Linked DNA regions of Homo sapiens: region 2 is linked to region 1. A link is a contact called in ENCODE Hi-C or POLR2A ChIA-PET data. All regions are on one chromosome and are shown on one strand. The core of a region is the stretch at or near the end of the contact, and the rest is flanking DNA. Distances in the headings are between cores, read along the strand shown. Region 1 overlaps NCOR1 (nuclear receptor corepressor 1). Region 2 overlaps TTC19 (tetratricopeptide repeat domain 19).

Region 1 (6,611 bases), core at 2,648-5,147:
GTCTTATAGTTAAATGTGTACACATGTACTCTTACGTATATGCGACCCCAGTAGAAGAATGAGCAATTTTGCATAAACATACTTTGCAGAAGGGAGCATACAATTTTTTTTAAAAAGGAATTAAAAAAAATTTTTGTTTTTTTGTTTTTTGTTTTTTTTTTGAACGAGTCTCACTGTCACCCAGCCTGGAGTGCAGTGGCATGATCACAGCTCACTGCAGATTCAGCCTTTTGGGCTCAAGCGATCTCCCTGGCTCAGTCTACTGTGTAACTGGGACTACAGGAGAGCACCAGCACACAGAGCTAATTTTTTTATTTTTTGTAGGGACAGGTGTCCAACTTTGTTGCGCAGGCTAATCTCAAACTCCTGAGTTCAAGTGATCCTCCCACCTCAGTCTCCCAAAGTGCTGGGATTATAGACATGAGCTCCTATGCTTAGCTGAATTTGTGCTTTTTTATAGTAAAAGAAATTGAGTGGTATTGGCTGGGTGCGGTGGCTCACGCCTGTAATCCCAGCACTTTGGGAGGCCAAAGCGGGTGGATCACGAGGTCAGGAGTTCAAGACCAGCCTGGCCAAGATGGTGAAACCCCGTCTCTACTAAAAACATGAAAATTAGCTGGGCCTGGTGGCGGGTGCTTGTAATTCCAACTATTCGGGAGGCTGAGGCAGAGAATTGCTTGAACCCAGGAGGTGGAGGTTCCAGTGAGCTGAGATCCTGCCACTGCACTCCAGCCTGGGTGACAGAGCAAGATTCTGTCTCAAAAAAGAAAAATAAATTGAGTGGTAAAAAGAAATTCAGTAGTAATATCAATGATGAGTTGTTGCTTATAAAATTGCGTGATTCTTAATGCTAGTGAAGGAAGTTTCTTGCAGCATTATTTATACCAAAAATTGAAAATTACCAAAATGCCTTAAAATAGGAGAATTTTAATTATATGTCAACATAATATATGTCAGTATTATGTCAACATAATGTTTTCATGGGATCATTAATAACAATAATTAGGAAGAATTTGTAACAGTGATATGTTCTGCTCATGGCTACATTATGTTAAAAAAGTGAATATGTAATTACATAGGGCTTTCCTGGTTGTGTTTACATGTATACATAAATATTTATATTCATGTATATGCCTCTGAAAGATTGAAAGGAAATGTACCGGTATATTTAGGATCTCTTACTGTTGGAATAATGAGCAGTGATTTTTGTAGTGTTATGTCTTCCACATTTCAAGGTATATATTATCTTTAGAAAAAATATATATATATTGTTTTTATTAGATAACATTATCTGGAGTGAGTAAAAAGCATGGAGGTATGTGATTTTTGGCTTTTTATACATGTATAGTGGTGAGTAATTCCAAAAGTGGATCAGATGTAACTTTTGCTTAGTTTGATAAAGGCGAGCCATCTACACAAAATTTGGCCAGTTAGTGATTATGGAGAGGTATTTATCTGCACTTTAACCAGAACTATTGTCAAACATGTGACCTCCTTGTCTGGTGTGTGTGTGTGCTTATCAATGTTCTACATTATTTCAGAAATGAATTTTTTTTTCTTTTTAGTTATTTAAATCAAATAATACTCTTTCCTCCTTTAGACTTCACGAAAACCTCGTGAAGAGCGAGATGTGTCTCAATGTGAAAGTGTCGCTTCCACTGTTTCTGCTCAGGAGGATGAAGATATTGAAGCCTCCAATGAAGAAGAAAATCCAGAAGACAGCGAAGGTATCTCAAAATTTTAAATTTAGTTGTGACATCTGCTATCCAGAATAAATAATTTTTAGTCATTTGACTGTGTAGGAGTTGCTTCATTGAGGAAACAGTGTGCCAGTGTTTTCATGGTGTGGAGACTTCAAACTTGAACATAATGTTTTTATTCATTTAATCAACAAATATTTATGTAGCACCTAGGATGGTCCAGAAGATCTTGGAAATGGCAGTCCTGCTTCAGACATCAAGTGCCAACATCAATAAAATACCTGTGTGTCTGTGTCATTGCCACATTTATTTGTTCAGTTAGTATAGTTGGTTACATTTCTCTTTATTTTATTGGCTTAAGTTTGATTTATTTTCATATTTTTACAGAGATTTATATGTACTGTAGTAATGTTTTTACGTAAAAAGAATTAGTGACCTTAGAAGCACCGATAGAAAAAAAAAACACGAAACTTAAGGAAATTTAAGAAATAATGTATCTTTGTCATTTAAACTAATGACAAGTTCATGGAAAGGTAAATGTTTTCTTGATTTTTTTGGTAAGAAAAAAGATACCTAATTTATTTCAGTTTACACTCTGATTAAAGTTTCTGTGGATTTTTTTTTTTTTTTTTTGGAAATTGCTTCTGATGTGGGGATTTTTATAATGCTTTTAGTAGCTCTTCATATATTATAAATTAAACATGTTCATGTTTTGTATATGCAGATAATTTTTTCCATCATTTTCTTTTTGTTTTCCTTTTCAATTACTTTTGTTTAAAGTTTGTGTAATTAGAGTTGTATCTCTTTTCTGTGTAGGGTCTTTATTTTGTATAAGCTTTAAAAGTTGTACATCCTCCAGGTTTAGTAATATTAGATTCCATGTTTTTTTTTTCCTATAGATTATTCTTGTTGTCTTTTAAACTTAAACTTGTATTGAAATGGGTTTTGGCTTTGAACAACCCCTAACCTTAAACTTGTTTTTGGGAGGGTTTGTGAAAAATGAGGTCATCTTTACAAGAGTAGAGAGAGTATTAGAGAAGTCCCACCCGAGGGTAGGGTAAGAGTGCTGCAAACAGGGAAGGTAGTTTGGTGTGTTAATGGCACTTCTAGAGAGGTTGTCAGAGTCTCTTGGTTTTAATGGGTTTGTTTCTGGTGGCTAGTATTCCCTGGGGTTATAAATGTTAATGAAGGCTGGAGGTTAATAAATCTCCTTGGGCTGCCATAACAAAATACCACAGATTGGGTGGCTGCAGCAACTGAAATTAATTTTCTCACGGTTCTGGAGGCTGTACGTGCAAGGTCAAGGTGCTGGCACAGTTGCTTTCTGATGAGGGCTGTCTTTGTGGCTTGCAGATGGCTAACCGCCTTGTTACTTTGTCCTTACATGGCCTTTCCTTTGGGTGTGCGCACTCCTGGTGTCTCTTCCTCATATGAAGACAACTCCTACTGGATTAGAGCCCACTGTTATAATCTCATTTAACCTTAGTCATCTCCTTAAAGGCCTCGTCTTCAAATACAGTTACATTGGGGGGTAGGGCTCCAACAGAAGAATTTTGGTGGGGAGGGGCACAATGCAGTCCATAACAAAGCCCAAGTCTGGTATTAATATGTCTATCTGGGCCGGGCGCAGTGGCTCATGCCTGTAACCCCAACACTTGGGGAGGCCCAGGAGGGCGGAACACGATGTCAGGAGATTGAGACCATCCTGGCTAACACGGTGAAACCCCGTCTCTACTAAAAATACAAAAAAAAGTTAGCCGGGCATGGTGGCGGGCGCCTGTAGTCCCAGCTACTCGGGAGGCTGAGGCAGGAGAATGGTGTGAACCTGGGAGGCGGAGCTTGCAGTGAGCTGAGATCACGCCACTGCACTCCAGCCTGGGCGACAGAGCGAGACTGTCTCAAAAAAAAAAAAAAAAAAAAAAAAAAAAATATATATATATATATATATATATATATATGTCTGATCAAGTGTAGGGTGGCACCATCACATCTGCTCAATCATCTAGAAGAGTTTCCTATTAAGAGGAAATGATTTTCCCAGTAGAATTGTAGGCTCTCTCTTCCTGTTGACTTAGCTTCATTTGGAAAGTGTCAAGAAGAGAACATAAATGCAGCTCATGTGACCTGTGATCTCATACTTATTCCTAATCTCAATGAGACAGCACAGATGCACTGTTTATTGTGTGGCAAGTCTCTTGCCAATTGAAGAACGAAGGCAGCTGCTGAAGGGAGGGTTCCTCTATCTGTTTTCCTAAAACACATCTGAGTGTTTGAGTATCTTTCATGATTAGAAGAATTAAATCAGACCAAACTTCACCAAAATTTGGATTTGCTCTTGTTCTCTTTTTCTACATCATTCTTTAAGGTTTTTTTTTGTATTTTTAGGAAAAAAAAAGATACTCATGTTTGGCTACTGCTTGGTGAAACATTATGCCTTGGAAACCTTCCTACTCTTTTGTGGCTTGGAAGAAGAAAATTGGAAAAGTGCTTATGTCAAATGATATCATCTGCTGTATAACCACTAACATGTCTTCTAATATTTTGAAGATAAATGCCTTGTTAGTTTGCCCTTGGATTTGGGGCTTTCTACCACTATATAAACAGAAATGAAGGTTAAGTTGGGCTTTTTGTTAGCTTTTCAATGCTTTGGTAGGATCTTTCAGTAATGATAATGGCTGCCGTTTTTGTTTGTTGGTTTGTTTGTTTGTTTTAGAGATGGAGTCTCGCGCTTGTTGCCCAGGCTGGAGTGCAGTGTTGCAATCTCAGCTCACTGTAACCTCTGCTTCCCGGGTTCAAGCAATTCCCCTGCCTCAGCCTCCCGAGTAGCTGGGATTATAGGCACTTGCCACCACGCCCAGCTAATTTTTGTACTTTTAGTAGAGATGGGGTTTCGCTACGTTGGTCAGGCTTGTCTCGAACTCCTGACCTCAGGTGTTCCGCCTGCCTTGGCCTTCCAAAGTGCTGGGATTACAGGCATGAGCCACCGCGCCTGGCCATGGCTGCCATATATTAAAACCTTACTACATGTGAGGTACTCTTCTGAATTATTTGCTTGTCTGTCTTTGTTTGTTTGTTTGTTTGTTTGTTTGTTTTTTGGAGACTTGAACTCTCATGTGAACTCCAGGCTCATATATTTGATCACCTACAGTATTTCCATTTGGATGCCTAAGAGCCATCTTGTTGTTAACAGCCAAAGCAAACTCATGTGTCTCTACCACCACAAGCTGCTTTTCCCTCTGGTCTTTCACTATATCAATAAATTAGGTTTTCTTTAGTCTCTTTAGAATTGGATCCTTGTCTCCATTGCTCCTACCCTGCTTCTGAGGAGCCCTCATTGCAGTAGTTTTTTGATTAGTCTCTTGCTTCTTTTTGTTCCATTCTTTTTATTTATTTTTAGAGATGAGGTCTCGCTGTGTCACCTAGGCTGGAGTGCAGTGGCTCGATCGTGGCTCACTGCAGCCTCAAACTCCCAGGCTCAAGCGATTTTCCCACCTCATCCCCCCAAGTATCTGGGACCATAGGCGTGTACCACCACACCTGACTAATGTACTTTTTTATTTTGTGTAGAGACAAGGTCCATTCTGTTTTTTCTTCCACAGCAGCCCAAGTAATTCTTCCAAAATGTGAATCAAATCATGTTTCTTCTCTAGTCCAAATTCTGTAATACTTTCCCATCTCAGTAAAAATAAAGACCCAAGGCCTTACTGCAATTTATGAGGCTCTGCATGAACTGACCTTTGTACCTCTGTGAACTTTCTGCCAGCTGCTTTTTTGTTGGCCCCCTCTGCTCCAACCACACTGTCCTCTTTGCTGTTCCTGGGCAAACCAACCCCGACTTCAGGAGCCTTTGTGCTTTCTAATCCCTCTACCTGGGATGCTCTTCCCCACCATGTGCCTAGGGCTCATTCTCTCATTTCCTTGAGTCCTCTGTTCAGATATCACTTTTTTCTATAATACCTCCTCACCCACTTCTTTCTCAGTTTTGTCGTTTAGTCACTGCACTGATCACCACCTGATATATCACTTCTTTTGTTTTTTTGAGACAGGGTCTCACTCTGTTAACCCAGCGCTGAAGTGTACCAGCGTGAACACAGCTCACTGCAAGCCTTGACCTCTTGGGCTCAAGTGATTCTCTTGCCTCAGCCTCCCAATAGCTGGGATTACTGGTGTACGCCACCATGACTAGCTAATTTTTTAATTTTTTTGTAGAGATGAGGTCTTACTATGTGGCCCAAGCTGGTCTTGAACTCCTGGCCTCAGGCATTCTTCCTGCCTTAACTTCCCAAAGTGCTGGGATTATAGGCGTGAGCCACCACTCTCAGCCTATATCACATATTTACTGTTGTCTATTTCACGCTAGAATATGGGCTCCATGAGAGCATCTGCTTAGGTTTTCTTAAATTGCTGTGTCCGTGGTACCTCAGACAGCTCCCTGCACATACATAGTTGACACTTCATCATATTTGAAAGGATGAATTTGTAGAAGTTTTTTTTATATTGCTGTCTATTATATACAATTAAAAAATATTTTTTTTTCCCAGACGGTTACTTAGGTTTTCACAACCATTCATGTACTTTATAATCCAGCCAGTATTTGAGTCTACTGTGTACCAGGCTAGTACTTAAGTGATAATCAAAATAAATGATCTCTGTCTTCATGGAGTTTATAGCCTAGTGGAAGAAATAGCCAGAAATCATTCTAGTAAATAAATGTAAGATTGTAACTGTAACTAGTACATGTGGTATCAGAACTATATTAGCAAAATATAACTTTGTTAAGGAAACCATGGAAGGCTTTTTTGGGGGGGTGGGGGTACAGAGTTTCACTCTTGTTGCCCAGGCTGGCATGATCTCGGCTCACCACAACCTCCACTTCCCGGATTCAAGCGATTCTCCTACTTCAGCCTCCCA
Region 2 (6,611 bases), core at 3,999-6,498, 78 kb after region 1:
GGCTTTTGCATTATAAAACTCATGTCACATGCAAAGTGGTTGTTTTGAGTTTGAAAGCTTACAGCCCAGACCAGTGGTTGCTGCTTCTCAGATCTCTTAGGGAAGAATTAATTAGGCCATACATGAGATTTATTATTTGATTAAATGGTTATGTTTTATGTTTTTGGGTTTTTTTTTTTTTTTTTTTGGAGACGGAGTTTCGTTCTTGTTGCCCAGGCTGGAGTGCAATGGTGCTATCTTGGCTCACAGCAACCTCCGCCTCCTGGGTTCAGGCGATTCTCCTGCCTCAGCCTCCCGACTAGCTGGGATTACAGGCATGCACCACCACACCCGGCTAATTTTGTAAGATGGGGTTTCTCCATGTTGGTCAGGCTGGTCTTGAACTCCCGACCTCAGGTGATCTGCCCACCTTGGCCTCCCAAAGTGCTGGGATTACAGGCGTGAGCCACTGCGCCCAGCCTGTTTTTGCGTTTTCTTAAGCTGTAGGAGGCTTTCTGGGGACAGTTAAACATCTAGAAACTGATGAAGGGTAGCAGTGTTCATTAATTACCTCATTTCTCAATCTTGTAGACTTTAAAATCTGCCCAGTGAGATTCAGCAGATGACTTGCATCCTGCTGCCCCTCAGTCTGCAGACGTTCCTGGGTACTTGTCCATTGTCGTCTGAGAACTATACTCTTGCATTTCTCTTGAAGAGTTAAGAAAGCTCTTGCTATAACCTGACTCTGTGATTCTCCATGGAAACATCTGATATAGACTTAACTAAAAATCTAGCCTGGGCTTTCTCTTCTGGGCTCAGCAGCCCTCACTCATATGCTACTCATGTTACTCTTCTTTTTTGGACCCGCACTGACTGCTATATATCATTGGCTAGGATTTAAGTGGTGAGACTTTGGCCATTCCGTGTTGTATTCATTTTGCTTTCATGGTGTCACATGACCATTTTACAATAATCCTATTCTACTCCATCCTACAAAAGTTGGATTGGATGAAATACCAGTTATGTTCATGACAATGAAAACCTAATTTTTCTTTTGTCAGGCTCAACTCAGTTTCCTTATAACCCTCTGACTATGCGGATGCTCAGCAGTACTCCACCAACACCGATTGCATGTGCTCCCTCTGCGGTGAACCAAGCAGCTCCTCACCAACAGAACAGGATCTGGGAGCGAGAGCCTGCCCCACTGCTCTCAGCACAGTACGAGACCCTGTCGGATAGTGATGACTGAACTGCACAAAGTGAGGGGAACAGGGTGCAGGAGAGGGATCTCTAGTTTTTGTGGTTTAATTTTTAGTAGCAGGTCAAAAACCTGCCCTCCTGTGACTTATTCCCTGAGACTTTTCAGGAGAGCCAGCCCACAGATGATGAAGAAATGATGGAAGTTCATTTGGAGAGTCAAATGGGAAAAAAACAAACAAAAAACTGCCTTTGATACAGGCAATTCAGTGGACTATAATAATAGTGGAGGGTTGAGATGTAGAGTTTTTAAAAAGTGAACAGTTGCTGTTCTTACATCTGTAAAGAAAACCATAATGTCTTTAAATCACTCTTCTGTAAATAGATGACCTTTTTGCAGTGTATATCCCCTTGCTGTAGTATCTGGTGTACTTATGTTCAAATCAGCGCATCAACTTTGGGGGTGATTTTTAAAAATCTTTTTGTCTATCTATCTTTTTAACCCTAGCCTTCTAAACAACCTCATACAGCCCAGTTACATAATGTTGGCTGTCACGGGCATTGTACTTTTATCTGATATTGTTTCCTCTAAATTCAGCTTTCCAGTGATGTTTAAAATCTTGTGAAAATGTTTAGATTTTTAACACAGACCCTGTCATAAAATCTGTACATTAGGGTCAAAAGGTAAAAGTAACAAATTCTGCCATATTGTAAATTTCCAGTGCAGGCTTTAATTTTTTTTTTTCATTAGTAGCACTGAAAAAATATTACTGCATGGGTATGTTCTAGTTCAGTTTATAAAGTTTTAAAGGCTTATTTGAGGCATACCTCACTGTTACGCACACTGGTAATTTAACCATGCCCCTAAGTATTCCTTTTCTCCTGCATTTGATGCAGCCCAACAAAGCTTTTGTTTTGAAATAAATTTGACTACCCTGTCCATAGCTACAGTAGATTATTTGTGGTTTAAGGCTCCTGGTGTCTCAGGTTCCAAAGGAAAAGCTTACATATTTTTCCCTTAGTTTGAATATATGATTGGTTGGGTTAAAAGATAATGATCTGTGTAGTATTTAGATAAGCTTTATGCTGCATCCTGAAAAACTCATGGTGAACACAGTCCTTTTTCCCCATCACTATGGACCAGCATTTACTCTCACTTTGCTCCCTTGGGACAAGAGTTTACTGTTAAATGTTTTCATTTCACAGAGTCTCAAGGTGCAAATAATTTAAAAGACTGAATTCTAAACTAATTATGGTACTAGAGGGCCAGTTTTATCTTTCATTAAGAATTGCTTGCTGAATTTTAAAGTTTTTTTCATACAATTTATCATAGCATTTAAGTATCTTTCTATAACATAGATACTAACAGTTTTGGGAGAATGCCACTGGTAACTGGAAAGGGGAGAAACAGATCTCTCAGGATGATAAAAATTAGCACTTTACAGACTTTCAAGTAGACCTAAACTTTTAAACAAAAGTACTCAAGGCTTTTAAGGAAGCAGCTCTGTGATTAGCTACTGACCAAGACCCTCCTATCACTGGTGTCTAATCCCTATGTTACAGATGAAGACACAGGTTTAGTACTTTGCCCATATAGTTAAATTAGTGACAGAGATAGGCCATAAGCCCACATTTGTCTTCAGTCAAAGCTTTCACTCCTGTCCCTGTTCCACTCCTGTATACCTGAGGTCCCCAACATAAACTTTAGATCAGGCTTAGTGGTCAGCATTCCTAGTACTTGGAAAGTTGGTATTTTTTACAACAGATATATGTAAACATATAAAAATTTCAAAATGAATGAAAAACAGTGACTAAATGTTCCACTTCACAGTTTTCTGCTGAATTTTTTTTTTTCAGGTACTGGTAATATTTTAGAGTTTGTTAATAATTTATATTGCCAACCTACCATAAAAGAGATTATGATGGTATTTTTCTATGACCCTGAGGGTCTTAAGCTATTCTGAGTCAGAATACAGTTGACCCTTGAACAACACGGGTTTGAACTGTGTGGGTCCACTTATACATGGATTTTCTTCCACCTCTGCCACCCAAGATAGCAAGACCAACCCCTTCTCATCCTCAGCCTATTCAACATGAAGATGACAAGGATGAAGACCTTCATGATGATCCACTTCCACTTAATGAATAGTAAATATATTTTCTCTTCCTTATAATCTTAACAAACATTTTCTCTTCTCTAGCTTACTTTATTGTAAGAATACAGTATATAATACATATACAAAATATGTGTCAATCGACTATGTTATCCGTAAGACTTCTGGTCAGCAGTAGGCCATGAGTAGTTAAGTTTTGGAGGAGTCAAAGTTAGATGTGGATTTTTGACTACTTAGGGGGTCTATGCCCCTAACTCCTGCATTATTTGAAGGTCAACCGTATAGTTTCTGAGAACATGTCAGATCAGAGCCTAACTTCTTACTCTTGCAGTTCTACCTGAGGACCCGAAGGTGAGGTGCTGTGAACCACTCCCTCCATCCTCATCATAATGCATGTGCGTATTACTTTATTTACCATCACCTGGAGAAGAAATCTCAGAATGAGAGTTAAAATCCAATAATAGTTCTTGGTTCAAAATAAATGAAAGGACAGAATTCTCACATGGTTTACCTATGGAGGTTCACCTTATCATGATTTAAGTGGTAAGCACAGAGCAGCACTGACAACTTACTGTGGTTCACTGCAAACCAAAACATGATATTCTTTGTAGACTTAGATTTCAGTGTTCTGACACTATATCCTTACACGTGATTTTTTTAGCACCCAGAACTAAATTAAGGTCTTCCTAATACTCTTCATAAAAGTATTCTGACAGCCAGTTTTCCACTGCATGTTTATGACTGCAAATTTCATAATGCTTTTAATTTTGGTACACTGAGTGATTCTATTTTAAAAATATTTATGCCCAGAAAACTCCAGTGACCATTGGACAGTTAAAAAATTTTAATGACACGATTTTAACCAATTCACTTTTGAATTTAGACCAATCAGTAAAGGAGATCAGTCCTCCTTTTGCTTCAGTACCTTATTTTACAACAGTGTAAATGAACTGTAATGAAAACACCCACATGAAGAGACTGTCCTGAAAACTCCTAGTGTTTCCAACAACGAGACCATGAGCTGAGTCACTGTGGATGATTTAAAATTAATAAATAAATAAAACTTGGAATGAAAAACCTTTCAGTAACCCCTGCAGTTGTGAAAAGGTAAAAACATTCTCAATGCAAAAGGTGAGTGGTTGACATTAATTTTTTTAAGAAATCACCATACGTTAATACTGGTTTCTACTGAAACAGTCTGATTTATATTGTATCTTATCTCTCTGAGCTAGACTTGGTAAACGGCATTAGCTGCATGGTAAATAATATGAGATTAGACAGAAAATAGGAAGAAATTTACATCTGCAACATACAAAACTCTAGTTTTAGTCTAATCCCTGAGGATTTGGACCTCAAGGTTTCTGGTGTTTTTATTTTCTTCAGAAAGTTTTTTTTTTTTTTTTTTTTTTTTTTTTGAGAAATGCAAAGATTACTGGGATACATACAATATTGTTGTGTAGTCTCATTTATTATGAAGATTCTTCCAGTATGTACATACGAACCAAAAGTATCAGTTTATCAGTCCCACTCACATCCCACCCCCACAGGCATACCAACAGGGTCAATCTTCCTTCATGGTACCTAGAAAAACTGTCTTTTTCCTTAGGTAAATGGCTAAAAATGTATTCATGACTGCTGCAGTAAGAGCATCCACCTATGTATCTTTACATACTTTGAGACAGTGTGATAAAGCTCTTTCAGCACAGCAGTCTATTCATTCAAAGTCATCTAACCAAATACCTTCCCCCACAGCTAAGAAAGAATCCCAGTGTTTCCCTAGTTTAGAGATGAAGATACTGAAATTGCAAAAGCAAAAAGGCTAGGACTAAGATCCAGGTCAGTAGTTCAGCTATACCAGCAGTACACATTAGAATTACGAAGAGTTTTAAAATATACCTGTAGGGGCCTATTCTGACTCAGAACAGCCTGGGCTGTGTGTCCTTAAAGAGTACTTGAGATGACTCAGTTGTGTGACTAAGGCTGCAAAGGAAGTAGAGTGTTCAGATAACACAGACAAAAGGTTACATCATTCTTAGTTTTTAGTTTTATATAAACACCCCCATTTTTAGTTTTATATAACCAGATAAATATGGTTCACTTTTATTTAAATTCAAATGGGTGCTATACTGTCACGTGCCTAATCCCCACTTTACAACTTCATGCTGGATGCTGGTAGCAAACTAAGATATTTTTCTCTTTTATGTATTAAATTCCACTTGTGCTTCATGAAACAGACTATAAGAACAACAATTCACCATAATCCCCCTTTGCCATGAGGAAGGTAATTCTGGTCAGTTTGCCAGGTATTGATAAAGTAAAGTAAGAGAAGACAGGGCAGCAAATCAGCAGACCAAAAACTTATGGTAGAAATGCCAGGCTGAATCACCACACCCACAGCGCACAGGAACACCAGCCCATATGAATCTACAGTTCTACTTAGACCAGCAGGGACAGCACCAAGTCACGTGTTACAACTGAAAGCATCACTTGACGACATCCTGAAAGGTCATAATCAGTTGGGAATGAAAGTCATTTTTCCTTTAAAATACAAAAATGGCAGTGTGTACAACCCCTCCTTCACTAAGGCTAAATTGAGGAAACCTGAATATCAAAAACGACAGATTTAAGCCATTGATCGGGTGCCACAGAGACAGGAATGATAGCTATTCTTCCACATTACTAGACATTATTCTCCCTACACAAAAATGGATTTAGAGCTTGACAGAATTTGTCAAAGGTCTACTTTTCTTTGACAGCTCAGCCAACTCTTCCCTGATGTGTTGTACAGAAATTTCATCTTTTTTCAGCTTTGCTTGCTTCAGTGCTTCCTGGTAGATCTCTTTTGCTTGTGTATATCGTTCTAAAATAACCCAGAGAGAAGGGACAGTAAGAAGAAAGTGTATGTTTTCAAGGTGATTCTGAAGAGAGAGCATGAATGCAGATATAGGGCTAATTTACTGTGTGCTTATGAAGCGACAAGCTGGTGCTGCCTCATTTCATCCCCATCTGACAGGCTGGAACTCCACTGAATGCTGTGGGATTCCTAACGGCCCTTTCCAGTATATCCTGAGGACTTTGATGAGCCCAAGATTTCATGAATGGTGGTATGTGTAATACACCTGTCATCCCAGGTTTCTGAAAATGATCGGTATAGTGTGCTGACACTAAGAAATGTCTGACAAAATGATACTTCCTGTCATAAAGCTTCACCAGCACACTGTGAGAAACACATTGTAACTGAACACATTTAGAAATCTGTAAAGCACTACTGACGTAAGGTACTATCATTGCAAGGTTTTCTCCAGCTTGATGGGGTTCGAC

The links. A loop is a pair of places that touch in the nucleus more often than their neighbours do. ChIA-PET counts read pairs that join two places held with the same protein, here RNA polymerase II (POLR2A). Pooled maps may share reads with other maps.
Region 2: POLR2A ChIA-PET joins it to region 1 with 16 read pairs in activated naive CD4-positive, alpha-beta T cell. The contact joins two enhancer-like sites. A Hi-C loop is called at or near these places in 2 of 168 maps with a recorded cell type or tissue (HepG2 and left colon) and 1 of 50 pooled maps. POLR2A ChIA-PET finds 5 or more read pairs at or near these places in 7 of 52 experiments (CD8-positive, alpha-beta T cell, T-cell, activated CD4-positive, alpha-beta T cell and 4 more).

The regions. Positions count from the first base shown.
Region 1 is chr17:16,103,902-16,110,512 of GRCh38, reverse strand. It overlaps NCOR1 (nuclear receptor corepressor 1), which reads left to right. Exons shown (of 46, transcript NM_006311.4): 19 at 1,601-1,727. Among named protein-coding and RNA genes, the nearest start is that of SNORD163, 46 kb to the left of the region's middle. Within about 2 kb of position 3,897, at least 4 of the 41 ENCODE cell types and tissues checked have a DNase peak (open chromatin) inside an H3K27ac peak, as active enhancers do.
Region 2 is chr17:16,026,913-16,033,523 of GRCh38, reverse strand. TTC19 (tetratricopeptide repeat domain 19) reads right to left here. Exons shown (of 10, transcript NM_017775.4): 10 at 4,120-6,150. The coding sequence ends at 6,002. NCOR1 (nuclear receptor corepressor 1) reads left to right here. Exons shown (of 46, transcript NM_006311.4): 46 at 1,041-4,367. The coding sequence ends at 1,228. Among named protein-coding and RNA genes, the nearest start is that of TTC19, 30 kb to the right of the region's middle. RefSeq lists a silencer at 5,288-5,337. Within about 2 kb of position 5,248, at least 8 of the 41 ENCODE cell types and tissues checked have a DNase peak (open chromatin) inside an H3K27ac peak, as active enhancers do.